4 separate regions of the Homo sapiens genome follow, and all the other regions are linked to region 1. A link is a contact called in ENCODE Hi-C or POLR2A ChIA-PET data. All regions are on one chromosome and are shown on one strand. Each heading gives the region's core, a stretch centred on a gene start or an enhancer-like site at or near the end of the contact. The rest is flanking DNA. Distances are from core to core; before and after follow the strand shown. Region 1 has its middle 41 kb from the start of FOXK1. Region 2 has its middle 49 kb from the start of CARD11-AS1. Region 3 overlaps CARD11 (caspase recruitment domain family member 11). Region 4 overlaps LOC105375130 (a long non-coding RNA gene).

The links. A loop is a pair of places that touch in the nucleus more often than their neighbours do. ChIA-PET counts read pairs that join two places held with the same protein, here RNA polymerase II (POLR2A). Pooled maps may share reads with other maps.
Region 2: a loop to region 1 is called in a pooled map, with 4 times the contacts of the local background. The contact joins two enhancer-like sites. A Hi-C loop is called at or near these places in 1 of 168 maps with a recorded cell type or tissue (IMR-90) and 4 of 50 pooled maps. POLR2A ChIA-PET finds 5 or more read pairs at or near these places in 1 of 52 experiments (SK-N-SH).
Region 3: a pooled map shows a loop between it and region 1 (8-fold over the local background). The contact joins two enhancer-like sites. A Hi-C loop is called at or near these places in 1 of 37 single-sample maps with no recorded cell type and 4 of 50 pooled maps. POLR2A ChIA-PET finds 5 or more read pairs at or near these places in 2 of 52 experiments (PC-9 and activated naive CD4-positive, alpha-beta T cell).
Region 4: a pooled map shows a loop between it and region 1 (4-fold over the local background). The contact joins two enhancer-like sites. A Hi-C loop is called at or near these places in 2 of 50 pooled maps. POLR2A ChIA-PET finds 5 or more read pairs at or near these places in 2 of 52 experiments (activated T-cell and common myeloid progenitor, CD34-positive).

Annotation. Positions count from the first base shown.
Region 1 is chr7:4,639,376-4,643,811 of GRCh38, forward strand. No RefSeq gene overlaps it. Among named protein-coding and RNA genes, the nearest start is that of FOXK1, 41 kb to the right of the region's middle. RefSeq lists silencers at 2,245-2,444, 2,545-2,934. Within about 2 kb of position 2,481, at least 36 of the 41 ENCODE cell types and tissues checked have a DNase peak (open chromatin) inside an H3K27ac peak, as active enhancers do.
Region 2 is chr7:2,892,698-2,897,133 of GRCh38, forward strand. No RefSeq gene overlaps it. Among named protein-coding and RNA genes, the nearest start is that of CARD11-AS1, 49 kb to the right of the region's middle. RefSeq lists an enhancer at 4,176-4,436. Within about 2 kb of position 1,979, at least 5 of the 41 ENCODE cell types and tissues checked have a DNase peak (open chromatin) inside an H3K27ac peak, as active enhancers do.
Region 3 is chr7:2,976,092-2,980,527 of GRCh38, forward strand. All of the region lies in intron 1 of CARD11 (caspase recruitment domain family member 11), which reads right to left. Among named protein-coding and RNA genes, the nearest start is that of CARD11-AS1, 34 kb to the left of the region's middle. RefSeq lists a silencer at 2,553-2,642 and enhancers at 3,376-4,107, 4,103-4,192, 4,108-4,436. Within about 2 kb of position 2,445, at least 6 of the 41 ENCODE cell types and tissues checked have a DNase peak (open chromatin) inside an H3K27ac peak, as active enhancers do.
Region 4 is chr7:3,090,750-3,095,185 of GRCh38, forward strand. It overlaps LOC105375130 (a long non-coding RNA gene), which reads right to left. Exons shown (of 2, transcript XR_007060191.1): 2 at 3,377-4,436. Among named protein-coding and RNA genes, the nearest start is that of CARD11, 49 kb to the left of the region's middle. Within about 2 kb of position 1,847, at least 9 of the 41 ENCODE cell types and tissues checked have a DNase peak (open chromatin) inside an H3K27ac peak, as active enhancers do.

The sequences.
Region 1 (4,436 bases), core at 1,231-3,730:
TTCAAGATGATGACACGGGCAGGGGCGAGACCCATCGGGGAGCAGGGCTGAGCCTCTTGGATCACAGAGAGGATATGGCCACGGGACAGACAGAATGTGATCTGATCTGCACCGCGAGTGGTAAAATAGGCTTAGCATAGAATTTAAAAGCTTAACCTTTTTTTTAAATTTTTTTTGAGATGGAGTCTCGCTCTGTCGCCCAGGCTGGAGTACAGTGGCGCGATCTCGGCTCACTGCAACCTCCGCCTCTCGGGTTCACGCCATTCTCCTGCCTCAGCCTCCCGAGTAGCTGGGACTACAGGCACCTGCCACCACGCCCAGCTAATTTTTGTATTTTTAGTAGAAACGAGGTTTCATCATGTTGCCCAGGCTGGTCTCGAACTCCTGACCTCAGGTGATCCACCCTCCTTGGCCTCCCAAAGTGCTGGGATTACAGGCGTGAGCCACCGCACCCGGCCAAGCTTAACCATTTTCAAGCGTGCAGTTCAGGGGCATTAAGCACATCCACACTGTTGTGTGATCACCACCACCCATCTCCAGAACTCTTTCATCTTCCCAAACTCAAACTCTGTCCCTATCAAACACTCACACCCCTCTCCCTCAGCCCGCAGCCTCTGGTAAGCACCATTCTACTTTCTGTACCTATGAATCTGATGGCTCTAGGAACCCCATATAAGCAGAATCATGCGTGGTCTGTCCTTCTGTGTCTGGCTTATTTCACTCAGCACCATGTCCTCAAGGTTCATCCATGTTGAAGTGTGTGTCAGAATCTCCTTCCTTTTTAAAATTGTGATCATGCCTGTAATCCCAGCACTTTGGGAGGCCAAAGCAGGTGGATCACCTGAAGTCAGGAGTTCAAGACCAGCCTGGCCAAGATGGTGAAACCCTGTCTCTACTAAAAATACCAAAATTAGCCTCGCGTGGCCTGTAATCCAGCTCCTTGGGACGCTGAGACATGGGAATCGCTTGAACCCAGGGGGCAGAGGTTGCAGTGAGCTGAGATCAGGCCACTGCACTTCAGCCTGGGCAACACAGCGAAACTCTGTCTCAAAAAATAATAATAATAAAATAAAGTTGTGATAAAATATACAAAACATTAGGGTAGTGGGGGGGACTAGGAAAAGGGGATGGTTGCTGGGTACAAAAATATAGTTAGATACATAAGTAAGATCTAGAATTTTCTAGCACAGCAGGGTGACCACAGTCAGCACTAATTTGCTGTACATTTTAGAATAACCAAGAGAGTGCAATTGGAATGTTCATCACACAGAAATGATGAATGCTGGGGGTGATGGAAACCCCATTTACCCTAATGTAATTATAATACAAAGATCTCATGTGTCCCATAAATCTATACACCTACTATGTACCCATAAAAATTAACAATTAAAAATTTTTAAATTAAAAATATAGGTCAGGCAAGGTGGCTCACATCTGTAATCCCAAAACTTTGGGAGGCTAAGGTGAGAAGATCGCTTAAGCCCAGGTGTTCAAGACCAGCCTGGGCAACATAGCAAGACCTAATCTCTGCCAAAAATAGAAAAAAACATAGCCAGGCACGGTGGCTTACGCCTATAATCCCAGCACTTTGGGAGGCCGAGGCAGGCAGATCACCTGAGGTCAGAAGTTCGAGATTAGCCTGGCCAACATGGTGAAACCCCGTCTCTACTAAAAATACAAAAAAATTAGCTGGGCGTGTTAGTGCACGCCTGTAATCCTAGCTCCTCAGGAGGCTGAGGCAGGAGAATCGCTTGAACCCGTGAGGCAGAGGCTGCAGTCAGCCGAGATCGTACCACTGCACTCCAGCCTGGGCAACAAAGCAAGACTGCGTCTCAAAAAAGAAAAAAAAAATTAGCTGGGTGTGGTGATGCCTGCCTGTGGTCTCAGCTATTTGGGAGGCTGAGGTAGGAGGAACGCCTGAGTCCGGGAGGTGGAGACTGCAGTGAGCTGTAATGCCACCATTGCACTCCAGCCTGGGCAACAGAACAAGACCCTGTCTGAAAAATAAAAGTAAAAATTTTAAATTAGAGATATATAGATATACACAACATAAACTGCACTCCACCCATTTTAAGGCTAAATCGTACTGCATGGTATGCTCCTCCCTAGGACTGATGTGTCTCGAGGGGGCCTCTTAGCTGCTGGGTGCAGCTGCCCAAGGGGGCACTGCGGGGCCCGATGCCGCCCTCCATCCAGGTCACCACTGCACCTCCACGACCACCCACAGAGGCCCCACTTTGCAGGCGAGAGCCCGGGCTCAGAGGCCAGTGGCCGGCCTGCGCAAGGACACGCAGCAGGTGAACCCTCCGCAAGGCGAGGAGCAGGGCTGGGAAGGGCGAGGGCGCCTCTCCGCGCCCCTCCCCTGCCCGGCCACAGAGCCCGGCCCCGCCCCGGGCCCTGCTCGCGGCCCGCCCTGCGCCGCCACTGCGCAAGCGCAGGAGGAGCAGCGTGGCGCAACCTTAAGGCGCATGCGCGGCCGGCGCAGACTTGCGGAAGGCTCCGTTCCCCTCGCGTGAATCCGCCGATCCGGGCTTTGGGGCCCGCCGGGAGCTCTGTTTATAAACACACGGCGCGGCTGCCGGCGAGGGGTAACCCTAAGGGGAGTGGGGTCGGAGGTCAGAGGTCAGCGGGCGCGGGGTCGCCGGCTGTGAGACCGGCCCCGCCACCCTCGGGGACTGCTGGCTGCGCAGCGTGGCCAGCCGGACCGCCCTACTGCGCACCGGGGCTGCCGGGGCGCCACGTGGTGCGCACGTGGTCCGGCCCCGGCGCGGCAGCTCCCCTCCCCCACCACGCGAGCCTGGCCGCAGCGCCCGCTGGCGGCGCGGCGTTGCACATTGCGCGTGCGCACAACTCGCCGCGAGGCGCCTTCCGGTGGCGCGGCGGGGTCGGTTGCCTCCTCGCGACGGCTGCGCCGGGATGTTCCGGGGCGGTGGGGTCGCCTGCCCAATGTCGGGTGCGCGAGTGACGGGTGGAAGCTGGATTTGTGCGCGTTCTTCAATGCTCCAAAGGGAGGAGGGAGCCTCCGAGAGTCCACGTGGGGCCGGTGGGATTCGCAGGGTCCGTTTTCTAAACATTGGGTGTCCTCGAACCTGGGGGCGCGGGCTGTGTCCGCCCCCAGCAGGGATGACCATGCCTGGGTCAGTGGCTGCATAAATAAATAAACGAATGGGGAGGAAATTGATAAAATATTAAAAGAGTGTTGTTTCAGAGTTTTTACTATGTCACCTCTTACAGATTTATGAGAGTTTGTTGTTTTTTGGAGAAGAGGGGTCTCCCTATGTTACCCAGGCTGGTCTCAAACTCCTGGGCTCAATCCATCCGTCCGCCTCAGCCTCCTGAAGTGCTAGGATTACAGGCGTGAGCCATGGTGCCCGGCCTGTTGATGAGATTCTACGTGAAATATATTGGGCGTTACCTAAGCACTCAGTCAGTGGTAGTTCTTATAGTTGTTGCTTAAAAACAGAAAGAAATGTCATACCGTGTTCTAAAAGGATTTGAGAAAGGTTTGCAAAGACTAAAAAGCAAGTGGCAGGGAAAAATAACATACGCAAACTTCCTCCTGACTTTTTCTGCCATTTTATAGCAAAGGCTCAGAATTGCATTGCCATTGTCGGTTGTTTCGGTAAAATTAGTGTTCCTCAAGTTATCTACTCCAGGGACATTTTTTTTTTCTTGAGACAGGGTCTTACTCTGTTGCCCAGGCTCGAGTGCAGTGGCACAGCCATGACTCACTGCAGCCTCAGCCTCCGGGGTCAAGTGATTCTCCTGCTTCAGTCTCCCGAGTAGCCGGGATTACAGGCGCGAGCCTCCATGCCCAGCTAATTTTTGTATTAATGTACTTTATAGGAGACAGGGTTTTGCCATGTTACCCAGGCTGGTTTCGAACTCCTGGCTTCAAGTAATCCTCCCACCTTAGCCTCCCAAAGTGCTGAGATTACAGGCATGAGTCACCACACCCAGCTCAGCAATATCCTTTATTATTTTATTTTTTATTTTTGTAGAAACGAGTCTCACTGTATTGCGCAGGCTGGTTTCAAACGCCTGGCCTCAAGCAATCCTCCCACCTCAGCCTCCCAAAGTGCTCGGATTACAGGTCTGAGCCACCGCTGCCAGCGCATCTTAAATACAGTCATGCATCGCTTGGGAAAGGGGATACCTTCTGAGAAATACATTGTTAGGCAATTTCATCCTTGTGTGAACATCATAGTGTGTAATTCCACAAACCTGGATGGTACAGCCTGTTGCTCTTAAGCTACAAACCTTTAACAGCATGTTAATGTGCTGAATACTATGAGCAATTGTAACACAATGGTAAGTATTTACGTATCTAAACGTAGAAAAGAGAAGGTAGGCCGGGCGCGGTGGCTCACGCCTGTAATCCCAGCACTTTGGGAGGCCGAGGCTGGCGGATCACGAGGTCAGGAGATCGAGACCAT
Region 2 (4,436 bases), core at 729-3,228, 1.7 Mb before region 1:
CTGCCGCAGGTAGCGTGAAACACCAAGCATGCTTGTCACAACTCCAGAATAACGACAGCTGTTGGCCCCACTGCCAGAGCTTGTTATTCAATCCTGTGATTTAATACATTCACTCACCACACACACAAAAAAGCATGCAAATTACCGGATTACCCATTTGCTCTTTAAATATTTTGATAAGAAAGTTGGCTTCCTTTGCGATCCTGTGTGTTTTATTTCATGCATTTGAAAATGTTATTTTGAGAAGGGAGTCTCTGGGCTTTCAGAGGCTCAGGGGAGTTCATGGTTCAGATGGAGCAGAGGGTGGGGCTGGAGAGAAGCAGGGGATTTGAGGTGTCTGTTGGGGTTCAGCTGGGAACCGGGGATGAGGCTTGGGCTTTAAGCCTGAGTGACTGGTGGGTGGGGATGCCATTGGTGGAGGGGGAAGAGGAACAGGTTTCCTCTTTCCAGGGAGAAAGTGTTGGGTTTATTTTTAAAAATTATTTATTTTTTTGAAATGGAGTCTCCCTCTGTAGCCCGGGCTGGAGTGCAGTGGCACGATCTCGGCTCACTGCAATCTCTGCCTTCTGGGTTCAAGTGATTCTTCTGCCTCAGCCTCCCAGAGTAGCTGGGATTACAGGCGCCTGCCACCATGCCCGGCTGATTTTTTTTTTTTTTGTATTTTTAGTAGAGATGGGGTTTCACCACGTTGGCCAAGCTAGTCTCAAACTCCTGACCTCAGGTGGTCCGCCTGTCTTGGCCTCCCAAAGTGCTGGGATTACAGATGTGAGTCACCGTACCCGGCGGTTTGTTTGGATTTGGACACTGAATTTGGGGAAATCCAAGCAGAGATGCCAAGAGGACCTGGCTCTACTAGGCTGGCCATTTAACAGCTGGGCTGGAGGTGCCTATGTGGGGGTCCCCTTGCATGTGGGGGGGTCCCCTTGCACGGGCTCACTGGGTCCTCACAGTGACTTCCTGTGGCTCGTCACCCAGCCTTTCTAGTGTGACGTTACCTCCCTGGGCTTACAGAAAGCTGTCAGAGAGCTCAGATGTGGCCATTTCCAACCCTGGGGCTCCACGTCATCCCACAATATGGGCATCTCCCAGCCAACAGACACCCTAGGACTCCTCACTGTGAAATCACATGGGATGGCACATCTGGGGGCCCGGCTACTCCATCACCAAGACCCCAGGCCAGGCGTGGTGGCTCATACCTGTCATCTCAGCACTTTGGTAGGCTGAGGTGGAGGATTGCTTGAGCCCAGGAGTTTGAGACCAGCTTGGGCAACATAATGAGACCCTATTTCTTAAAAAAAAAAAAAAGAAAGAAAATTAGCTAGGTGTGGTGGTGCGTGTGTGTGGTCCCAGCTACTCTGGAGGCTGAGGCAGGAGATTGAGCTCAGGAGGTCGAGGCTGCAGTGAGCTGTGATCATACCACTGCACTCCAGCCTGCGTAACAGAGCAAGAACTTCTCTCAAAAAGAAAAAGAAAAAGGAAAAAGAAAAAAACAAGACACCTAATGTCCACCTGGGCCTTGGCTGGTAACAGCCAAGCAGCTAGTGGTCTAAAAGCCTGTGTGTGTGTGTTTCTTTCTGTTTCTCTTTTTCTCTCTGTTCTGTTTCCCCTCTTCCTGTTTCTGTCTCTCCCTCCCTCCTTCCCTGCCTCCTTCTCCTTCTCTCTCCCTTCCTTGGTCCTTCCTCTCTGTGTCTCCTTCTTCATCCCTTCCTCCGTCCCTCCTCCTCTTCCTCTTCTGTCTCTCTGTCTCCCTGTCTCGCACACACACAGAAGCAAATGCAATTTCACAGCCTCATACCTGCGTTCGTATCCCACCCATCATACAAGCTAGGAGGGGCACACAGCGTCGGTCAAAACAACATCAGAACTGAATGTGACATGTAATAAGGAAGAAAGACAATCCTGTATCAGAGACTCATTTCCAGTCACCCCAAGCCGCGTGGAAACTTTCAATACAATTTTTAGCCAAGCACCTGGGGTTTCAAAGCAGACTGTGCTGAGAGGAGAGGGTGTGAGCCTTTGGCCCCCTGTTCACAAACAGCTAATTTTAGTAGCCAAACAAACCAGAAAGCCCCCAATCCTTTCTCCTCTCTCTCCTCCACGCCCCCGCCTCACCCACCTGCTTCCCGGCGCAGCTGCAGCTCCTGCCCACAGCGTGAGCCCCAGCTTCCTGCCAAGGGCCCCGGCTGTCTTGCCTTGGGGCTGCCAGGGAAGGACGATACCGAGGAGTTCAGGGACCCAGGTTGGGGTGCTCCTGTGCAGAGGACCTTGTTGGCACCAGGGGCCTTGTTGACCCCAGGGGCAGTGCAGGAAGTGGGCCATGCTGGGGACCCTCAGTCAGGACCAACCTCTCCATATCTGGGTCTGCAGGGAGGAGGGGCCAGGGCTCTGAGCTGAGCCCCCACATATGTACCAGTATTGGTGGCCCACCCTTCTCATTCTTTTTTTTTTTTTAAATTTTAATTTTAGTTTTTTTTTTAATTAAAAACTTTTTTTTTTTTTTTTTTTTGAGAGAGAGTCTCACTTCATCACCCAGGCTGGAGTACAGTGGCGAGATCTGGACTCACCGCAACCTCTGCCTCCCGGGTTCAAGCAAGTCTCCTGCCTTAGCTTCCTGAGTAGCTGGGACTACAGGCACACACCACCACGCCCAGCTAATTTTTTGTATTTTTAGTAGAGATGGGGTTTCACTATGTTGGCCAGGCTGGTCTCAAACTCCCAACCTCAGGTATCTTCCCGCCTCCACCTCCCAGAGTGCTGGGATTACAGGCGTGAGCCACTGCGTCCGGCCCCCACCCCTCTCATTTTTCAGCACTGCCTCCTGAGCACCTGGGAACTCCAGTCTTCCTGAATTTTGTCTGACCTTGACCTCTGTCCTTGGACCTGATGCACACCTCAGTGAAGCTTGTACCAAGTAAGCCCTGAGGCGGCCGTGAGAAGCCCTCGAAAGTTCCCCTGTTCATTATTATAGTTACTTTTAGAGACAGGGTCTCACTCTGTGGCTCAGGCTGGATTGTACCATCACGGATTACTGTAGCCTTCAACTCCCGTGCTCAAGTGATCCTCCCACCTCAGCCTCCTGAGTAGCAAGGACTACAGTGTGTGTCACCACGCTGGCCAATTAAACTTTTTTTTGCAAAGACAAGGTCTCACTATGTTTCCCCGGCTGATCTTGAACACCTGGCTTCAAGTGATCCTCCCACCTCGGCCTCCCAAAGTGCTGGGATGAGAGGTGTGAGCCACTGTGCCCAGCTGGAGGTTTCTGTCTTCAGATCTCAGCTCTGTTCCCAGATGTGAGACCCCCCTGAGCCTCAGTTTCCCCATCTGTAAAGTAGGAATGATGGTCACCAGGGGAGCAGGTCTGTGCTGGGTTTGTAAACACCAGGTGTAAATGGGCAGGTGCATGGTAGGTACCCTTGTCTGCTGGAGGGGACCGTTCTCTTTGCCTAGTTTGGAGGTCACCTTCAAGGTTAGAAGACCCAGAGGCCTCAAGCAAAAGGAGCTGCAAGCCCCACTCCGCTCGCCCAAAGCGGGCACTCAGAGGCATGTGTGCGGCAGTGACGGTAATGGGATGTGATGGGAGATCAATGGGAACACAGGCAGCTGCCTGGGTAGGGCTGTGGCTATCCCAGCCCTGGGGTTGCTGCTCTAGTTCATCAACAGAGATCTGATAACAAGAGGCCAGGCCAGGTGCCGGGGCAGGAGGGGAGCTGCCGATGGCAAAGGGACTCAGGCCCGTGGGGAGGGGGAGCCCTTTGACCTCTTAGGTGAAGCACTGCTAGACCCAGCTCCCCAGAGGCCCCCCACCGTGAGCTGGCCATGGGCAAAAGAGACGTCTGCTTTCAGTTTCTGATTATTACTATTATTTTTTGTTTTTGAGAGGGAGTTTCGCTCTTGTTACCCAGGCTGGAGTGCAATGGCGCGATCTCGGCTCCCTGCAACCTCTGCCTCCCGGGTTCAAGTGATTCTCCTGCCTCAGCCTCCCTAGTAGCTGGGATTACAGGCGCTCGCCACCACGCCCGGCTAATGTTTGTATTTTTAGTAGAGACGGGGTTTCAGGTTTCACCATGTTGGCCAGGTTGGTCTCAAACTCCTGACCTCAGGTGATCCACCTGCCTCGGCCTCCCAAAGTGCTGGATTACAGGCGTGAGCCACTGCACCCTGCCAGTTATTTTTAACACACAAAAATTCAATGAAATCCGTGGATCGGGAGAAAAGGTAGGTATGACCTGAGGAAGGGTTGCCCAGGGAGCCGTCCACTTGCCCTCTCGGCCCCTCCTCTCTCTCTGAATTGCGTCTCCAACCTGCCAGAATGTCCCTATGAGCCCTCTGGTGTTTTTCTTGAAGTTTATTGTGTTTTCCTCCTCAGCGTACTGGTCGGTGAAGGCCTGGGGGAATGAAATGTGTCTTGAGAAAAGCCTGGGTCACAGAGTAGGGTG
Region 3 (4,436 bases), core at 1,195-3,694, 1.7 Mb before region 1:
TATTACTCCAGATAACCCAGGACTGGCTGTAATTAATTGTTATAATACACTCAGGAGCAGAGCCAAGCTGCAGCTCGGGAAGGCTGGTTGAAACTGCTCTGTTCCTCTAACCGGCCTCCTGGAAGGGCTGGCTTGGAGCTCCACCTTCACCAATAAGTCAGAGCTCCTCCATGGGATGACGAGGGAGAGGGGCTGAGATACTTGGAGTCTGCTTTGTTTGCTGCATTTGGTGCTGAGCAAGGTGCTGGCCCTTTTCTCTCTGCCCCGCTCCCTTCACAGTCCCTGAAGCCCTGAACCCTTCACTCCAGCGACATTTAAAATAAAGACATCAGGCCAGGCACGGTGGCTCACGCCTGTAATCCCAGAACTTTGGGAGGTGGAGGTGGGCCTATCACTTAAGGTCAGGAGTTTGAGACCAGCCTGGCCAACACGGTGAAACCCCGTCTCTATTAAAAATACAAAAATTAGCCGGTCGTGGTGGCATGTGTCTGTAATCCCAGTTACTCTGGAGGCCGAGGCAGGAGAATTGCTTGAACCCGGGAGGCAGAGGTTGCAGTGAGCCGAGATGGCGCCACTGCACTCCAGCCTGGGCGACAAGAGCAAAGCTCCGTCTCAAACAAACAAACAAACAAACAATCACAAAAATCAGCCGGGCGTGGTGGCAGGCCCCTGTAATCCCAGTTACTTGGGAGGCTGAGGCAGGAAAATCACTTGAATCCGGGAGGCGGAGGTTGTAGTGAGCTGAGATTGCACTACTGCACTCCAGTCTGGGCGACAGAGTAAAACTGTCAAAAAAAAAAAAAAAAAAAAAAAGACATCTTATCCATAGAATGGAATATTATTCATCCATACAAAGGCACGAAGAAGCATTGCTGCTTGCTGTGGCACAGATGAGCCTTGCAGACACTAAGCTCAGTGAAAGAAGCCAGACACAAAAGGCCACACATCATAAGATGCCATTTAGATGAAACGCCCAGAATAGGCAAATCCATAGATTCAGAAGGCAGGTTCGTGGGTACCAGGGACTGGGGGGAGGCAGGGATGGAGGAGGGGGTGGGTATTAATGGGGATGAGGTTTCCTTTTGGGGTGATGAAACTGTCCTGGGGCTGGATAGAGGTGGTTGTTACATAGCACTATGAATGTACTAGACGCCACCAGGTTATTGATTTTAAAATGGTGACTTTTATGTTATATGAATCTTACCTCAATAAATAAATAGCAACAGGCTGGGTGCAGTGGCTCACACCTGTAGTCCCAGCACTTTGGGAGGCTGAGGCAGGAGGATTACTTGAGCCCAGGAGTCTGAGACCAGTCTGGGCAACATAGCAAGACCCCATCTGGGCAAAAAAATAAAAAGATTAGGCAGGCGTGGTGGGGTATGTCTGTAGTCTCAGCTACTCAGGAGACTGAGGCAGGAGGATTGCTTGACCCAGGAGTTTGAGGCTGCAGTGAGCTATGATCACACCATTGCACTCTAGCCTGGGTGACAGAGGAAGACCCTGTCTCAAAAATAAACTAAACTAAAATAAAAACAGCTACAATTTTTTGAGCCGAGGTGAGCAGGGGCTAGGCCCCAAACCCTCAGTGACTCCAAGCCCCAGACAGCCTGGGCAGGAAGCTCTGATCATCTCTGGTGAAGACCTGAGACTTCCCAGTCTTGGGGAGGGGACACCAAGGGATGAGACAGGTTGTGGGGAAGCTGGGACTTGAGCGCTGTAGGGAGGCCGTGTGCTTGTCATGGGAGGCAACAGTCCACGTGGGAATTGCAGGAATGCCTTTTTTTTTTTTGAGATGGATCTCACTCTGTTGCCAGGCTGGAGTGCAATGGCGTGATCTTGGCTCACTGCAACCTCTGCCTCCCGGGTTCAAGCGATTCTCTCGCCTCAGCCTCCCAAGTAGCTGGGATTACAGGCGTGCACCACCATGCCTGGCTAATTTTTTTGTATTTTTAGTAGAGACGGAGTTTCACCGTGTTAGCCAGGATGGTCTCAATCTCCTGATCTCGCGATCCACCTGCCTCGGCCTCCCAAAGTGGTGGGATTACAGGCGTAAGCCACCGTGCCTGGCCTTTTTTTTTTTTTTCTGAGACAGAGTCTCACTCTGTCGCCAGGCTGGAGTGCAGTGGCGCGATCTTGGCTCACTAAAACCTCTGCCTCCTGGGCTCAAGCGATTCTGCTGCCTCAGCCTCCTGAGTAGCTGAGATTACAGGCACCCGCCACCGTGCCCTAATTTTTGTATTTTTAGTAGAGACGGGGTTTCACCGTGTTGGCCAGGATGGTCTCCATCTCCTGACATTGTGATCTGCACTTACAGGAGGCAGGGTCAAGGAAAGGACAAGATAGAAGCAGAGGTGGAGAAAGAGGGTGAGGTGAGTGGGAGAAGAGGGGACGGCGGGACAGAGGCCTTGTGACAGAAAAGGGAACAAGAACTCAGGGTTTTACGTTGTACCCACAGGTGCAGAGCTGAGAAAAGGAAAGAGAAATGAAGAACGGCAACTCGGAGGGAGGAGACGGTGGGGGTGGCGCGGGCACCGGGTGCAGGCTGAGAAAGCGAGAGGGCGGTCCGGCCAGGGGGTGGGGGTGCTGCAACCAGCTCTGGTCACGCCCCTTCTCCTGAGAGCTCCCAGGACTGCAGGCAACTTGCTGAAGAACTTGGGTAATTTCCCGGAGGCCGGCTCACCTGTTTCCAGCCCATCAGTGATCTTGAAACTTACAAATACTCAGACTCACACTTTCCGCCTATCCGTGCAAGGTAAGAGGAGCCAAACACATCTCGAAATGCACCGATTTTTCTTCTTCTAAGGGGGCAGACTCTCGTGGTGTGCCCCCACCCTCTCTGTTAATGCCTCTATTGTGTAAAAACGTCTTTAGATAAATTTGTCGGGCTTGGAGCCTGGGGTGGCCATTTCTTTGCACTTTATCTACTACAATCCAAGACCAGCAAACATGAGGCCACGTTTTTCCAGTGGTTTCTGCCTCCCCCACCACAGTGGTGACGGAAATACGCTCCCCAGCAACAGTGAGAAGACCCTGGGATTCTGCAGGCTCAGAGATCATCTGTACCCTCCCGCCGTGTAACTGCAAGACGACAAATGAGATGCAAACAGGGAAGTCTTTCTTACGTTTGTGCCAAATGATACAATCACCAATAATGAAATAAGGCACCTGTGAAAACTGCACCCAGAAACGGTCGATCAGTATGGACATGAGGTTGTTAAGAATGCGTTTCCTTAGCATCGAAGAGGGGGTAACTGGCTGCTCTCTGATCATCTGTCTCTTCTTCCCTGTGTGCAGGGAGCTATGAAGGAGCCCACTTAGGAAGCCAGGATTTAAGGTGACAGGAGCATATTGCAGGTGGGGCTCCACCTGCCGGGCAGTGACGGCTGGGGGTCACCCCGAAATCTCTGCACTCAGGGCTGTCAGACGGACGTTACGCGGTATGTGAACTAGAGACACTAAGAGCCTATTATTCTGTTTTGCATTTTAAAGGAGGTCTCTGAGGACCAGCTGATGCTTTCAAACCACTTAAGTCAGCGAAGCCCCAAAAAGGCTGTAGTCTCTTGCAAGCAAAAGTTACCAAGGGGCTGCCGAGGGTCTTCAAGCCCGCAGGACTTAAGAAATTCCCGAGTGTTTCACCAGGAATTGAGGAATCTACTCGGATCCCTTTCAGGGATCCCGGGGGGAGGGGAACTTCCCCTTTGGGGTCCCCAGTCCTACTGTCTCTTTGGGAAGCTCCTTGTCCCACAGTCGCCTGGTTTGTCCTCCGGTGTTTGTGGGCAGGGGCTGGGCCTTTGGTGCCCCGGTGGACACCAGCGAGCCACAGCCTCATTTCTTAGCATTTGCAATCTCAAGAGATCCCAGAGGAACCGTCTGGAAGGTGCTTGCGGGGTTGAGGGGTGGGGAACACGAACCCTTCCCAGACCTGGGGAGGGCCAGGCTGCAAGGCCCCACGTTTTGGAAACAGACCCTGTACACACTTCCTCTCCACCCAGCTGGGGGCCACGGGCAACTCAGGCCTTGAGACACACTCTGCGCACTGAGCCCCACTCCCCGGCCCCTGGCACTGTCCCAGTCAGAAGAAAATAAGACCCAGTGCCACATGACAACGGGAGCATCCTGGCCTGTGTGGGTCACCGGGCATGTATGGAGAGCGTCTACGGGCTGGATCCATGGAGCTCTGTGCAATCCAAGCCACGGCATGAGACAGTCGCCCCAGCACCTGCTGCTGAGACTCCACATCTGGTTTAGGAAATTAGGAGATGCAAAGAGGTGTGCATGAAGCCATGAAAACACATGGGCACGGACAGGACAAGGGGGCCAGGTGCTGGGGAGAGGGGGTCCCATGGCAGCCCCCCAGGGACAGGGCTTCACCAGCGCTGCACCCGCGGGCCTCAGTCACGGGACCGGCCAGTTGGGAAACGTACTCACGCGGTTGT
Region 4 (4,436 bases), core at 597-3,096, 1.5 Mb before region 1:
AGTAGGAGGGTTGGACTCGCTCAAAAGGAGGGGAGCTTCTCTGAGGAAGTGGCCCAAAAGATGAGAGAGAGTCAATTAGGTTTTTAAAAAAAAAAAAAAAAAAAAGCCATCCAGGCTGGGGAATGAGCATTTGCAAAGGCCCTGTGGCAGGGGGCTCATGGCAAGCAGGAGGTCAGAGTGGAAAGGGAGGGGCGCAGGGCAAGAAGAGATGTGGAGGGGGCAAGGGCCAGGCTTGGAGGGTCAAGTTAAGACACTTTAGTCTTTATCCTAAGAGTAATGGGAACCCCTGAAGGATGTAAAGGGAGTAACTTGGTCAAATTTGTGTTTTAGAAAGACCAGCTGGGGCATGCCTGGTGGCTCATGCCTGTAATCCCAGCACTTTGGGAAGCTGAGTCAGGAGAATCACTTGAGGCCATGAGTTCGAGAACAGTCTGGGCAAAACAGTGAGACCCCAGCTCTACAAAAAATAATTAGCCAGGCGTGAAGGTACACACCTGTAGTCCCAGCTACTCAGGAGGCTGAGGTGGGAGAATTGCTTGAACCCGGGAGTTCAAGGCTTCAGTGAGCTACAATCCTGCCCCTGCACTCCAGCCTGGGCGACAAGAGAGAAACCCTATCTTAAAAAAATAAAAATAAAGGCCACCCTGGCTGCTCGCAGGGGGCTGGACTGCCCCCACCACATGGCCCTGCAGAAATGAAGGCCTAGTCCCTGGGTGGTGGGAGGGCTGCTGGCAGAAAGTCCCGGCTCCCCATCCTTCAGGGATAGTGGCTGTGGGGAACGTGCTGGCTCTGAGGCATACTCCATTCCAGGACAGCCAGCAGCTGATGCATGATCAACGAGGGGTAAAAAGGCCCAGACTCAGCTCTGAGGGTCTCCCCACCCCATTTCCAGATTCCCTTCAGGGTTGTCTGAAGCCTTCACGGAGGCTGCCTCAAAGCTCAATATCCTTCCTGCCTAATTCTGTACTTTTCCCTTCCCCGGATGCCAGTCCTAAGAGAACCCCTTGACAGATCTCCTGCACAGTCTCCTCCCTCTCTGAGTCTGCTTCCTGGGGCACCCACCCCTCCACCCTCCGGCAGGAGAAGGGATCAGAGACAGTACAGAGTGGAGGAGGGGATGGGCTCTCTAAGTCAGATGGAGCGAGCTCACGGCCTGCACTGGGTGGTGACGGAAGAGACCCAGGCAAGGAGGGCGCCTGTCAGGGCTAAATCATGTCCCCACAAACGATGTTAAACCTCCAAAAGATCATGTCCTAACCCCCAATGCCTGCAAATGCCATCTTATTTGGAAACAGGGTCTTTGCAGATAATCAAGTCAAGATGAGGTTCTTAGGGTGGGCCCTAAACCAAGATGACTAGTGTCTTCATGAAAAGGGAAATTTGGACACAGACACACAGGAGAGCACACGTGAGGATGAAGGTGGAGATCAGAGGGATGCGTCTACAAGTCGAGGATCACTGCAGATTGTGGAGAACCACCGGGAGCTGGGGAGAGGCCTGGGGCAGGTTCTCTGCCCCCAGAAGGAACCAACCCTACCAACACCTTGATCTTGGACCTCTGGCCTCCAGCCCCATGAGGCCATACATTTCTGTTGTTTAAGTTGCCCTGTTTGTGGTACTTTGTCGTGGCAGGCCCAGCATACTAATATAGGACCCAAGAGGTAGCTGGGGAAAGATTGGGCAAACTGTGTGCATGGCATCATTACTCAGGTCAAAAATTTGAAATGAAGCTCAAACTTAAAAATATTGGTAAGTATGAAAAAAAAAGCATGATAAAAAAAAAAAAAAGAAAAGCTATTGCTGCTAAAGGAAGAAGGGTAGGGTTTCCCCACCTCCATCAGCTTGCAAAAATGAGGCTGGTGACGTGGCTGTGGGTCTCATTTCCTGCACGGCCTGTTGGGGTTTGTGTAGTTTCTGGGCACTCAGCTTGAGAGGCTGACCTCCCAAAGGCATTGGGAGCCTGCGGGAGCCAGCCAGGGGGAGCACAGCTGTGCAGCCATGCCTGTTTGTCCTGACCCTACAGCAGGACGCAGGCGCCCCACCACCCAGAACCCCAGAACCGGATGTAGGAGGTGGTGAGAGCTGCATTGGTTGATTTCCTATTTTCTTCCTTCCTATTTTTTTTTTTTTAATTTTTTAGAGCAAGGTCTTGCTCTGTTGCCCACGCTGGAGTGCAGTGGTTCAATCATAGCTCACTGCAGCCTCTACCTCCCGGGCTCAAGCAATCCTCCTGCCTTAGCCTCCTGAGTAGCTGAGACCACAGATGCATGCCACCATGCTCGGCTAATTTTTAATTTTTTTTTTTTTTTTTGTAGAAAAGGGGGGTCTTGCTATGTGGCTCAGGCTGGTCTCAAACTCTGAAGCTCAAGTGATCCTCCCACGTTGGCTGCCCAAAGTGTGGGGATTATAGGCGTGAGGCACCGCACCTGGCCTGATCTCCTATTTCAGTAATGTATCACCTCCTGTGCAAAGAAGGAAGATTGTTGCAAATTAAACATAAAAACATGAAAGCTTTTCAAGCTGGGTATCTAAGTAGCCTTTTCATTCCCACCAACTCCATGACAGATTCCTATATGTGTTGTGCATAACCATTATTAAAATAACAATATCGCCCTGTTGGAAGAATTCAGAATGTCACTAGAACATTCTAAAGATAAAGGCCAAAAAAAACCCAAACCCCCCCCCCACACACACAAAAAACACAACCAAGCTTTATCTTTGGAACAGAATAAGGTTAAAAAAAATTAAAATAATCACAAAGGTATGATTTAATCTTTACAATGTTATAAATATTAATATGAAAAAGACTTTATATTGGGAAACATTATTATACAGTATAACGCTAATTTTATGAAAATCAATTCATTTAGTGCTCATACATTTTTTACCTCTCTCTTTGGCTTTTGCTGACGATTTACGTCTTATCATTTTCTACTTCAACACCTACCACCTTGCACTGGGGTACAGTGCAGGATTTGGACATCACAATTTTTTCTTCAGTAATGCCCCAAGGTTTCCCACAGATAAGAGGAGAAGGTTGGCCAGGTGTGGTGGCTCATACCTGTAATGGCAGCACTTTGGAAGGCTGAGGTGGGAGGATCACTTGAGCCTGGGTGTTTGAAATCAGTCTGGGTAACATAATGAGACCTCATCTCTATTAAAATTAAAAAACTAGCCAGGCATGGTGGTGAACACCTATAGTCCCAGCTACTCGGGAGGCTGAGGCAGGAGGATCACTTGAGCCCAGGAGGTTGAGGCTGCAGTGAGCCATGATTGTACCACTGCACTCCAGTCTGGGCCCCAGAGCAAGATCCTATCTCAAAAACAGCAACAACAAAAGAATAGGATGTTGCCAAAATAGGACAAACAACTGAGCTGAACGTTGGATGTTTTTAATCATAAGCATGGCTTGATTTACATCACTCCCTTCAGAAATGCAAAGGCTTCAGACATCGAGCCAAAGGCAAAACCATTGCAGGTATGTGGGGCCGGGAGAGCCCCAGCGAAGTCAGCTTGGTGCCCACTCCAGGCAGGCACAGGGCCAGCCCTGCTATGCTCCTTATCTCCTTTAATCCCCTAGCAACCCCAGAAGGTAGGTTTGTGATGATCCACACTCTGCAGATGAGGAAACTGAGGTTCAAGAGAGTTACTAACTTGCCCCTGGACATGCCCCTGGGAAGTGGCCGGGATGAGTTGGAAACCCATATCTACTTAGCTCCATGGTCCGGCTCTGTGTGCACTAAGACATCAATTACCCCCCGGGACTGGAAACCAGAAGGAGGCGGGCAATAGGTTGTGTTTGCTGACGGATCCCACCCAGAACTGATCCTACTGGATCTCCCTTAGGGAGACTCAGGAATCCTCACTACAGTGAATTACATGCACAGTTTTGGTGGCCAGAGGGGCATTTAGATGATGGCTACAGGAGTGCTTTTTTGAAAGCTTCATTAACTATACAAGTCAATACCCTATTGCAATTTCCATGAAATGGGTAATTCGGTGAAGTTCTTTTTTAACAAAATGTTGCATCAATGAGGGAATTCAGGGTGGGAGATCAACAGGAAGTTACAGTTGGAACCAATTTCAACCCACATAGAAAGATCCGGAAGCCTTGCAAGGAGACCATCACAGTAATCCGGCGTGAGAGTGCCGAGGCGTAGCTGCTGGAATCATCGCCCATTTTTCTAATTTGCAGCCTAGGAGCTGATCGTGCAACCCTGTTAGGGAGCTAATATAGGATGAAGATGGGACAAGTTGGTGTCGAGAGTAACACGCCGGCTCCTTAGCGGAGGTCTGAAGAACAATCGAGTTGAATTAATTTCTAAGAGACCCCATGACAGATTCTTGATGATGATCCCCAATTAGGGAAACCTCGGTTTCGTTTTTGTTTAATGTCAGGAAGTTAAGAGGCTGTGGGCGGATGGCTGTGAAAGACA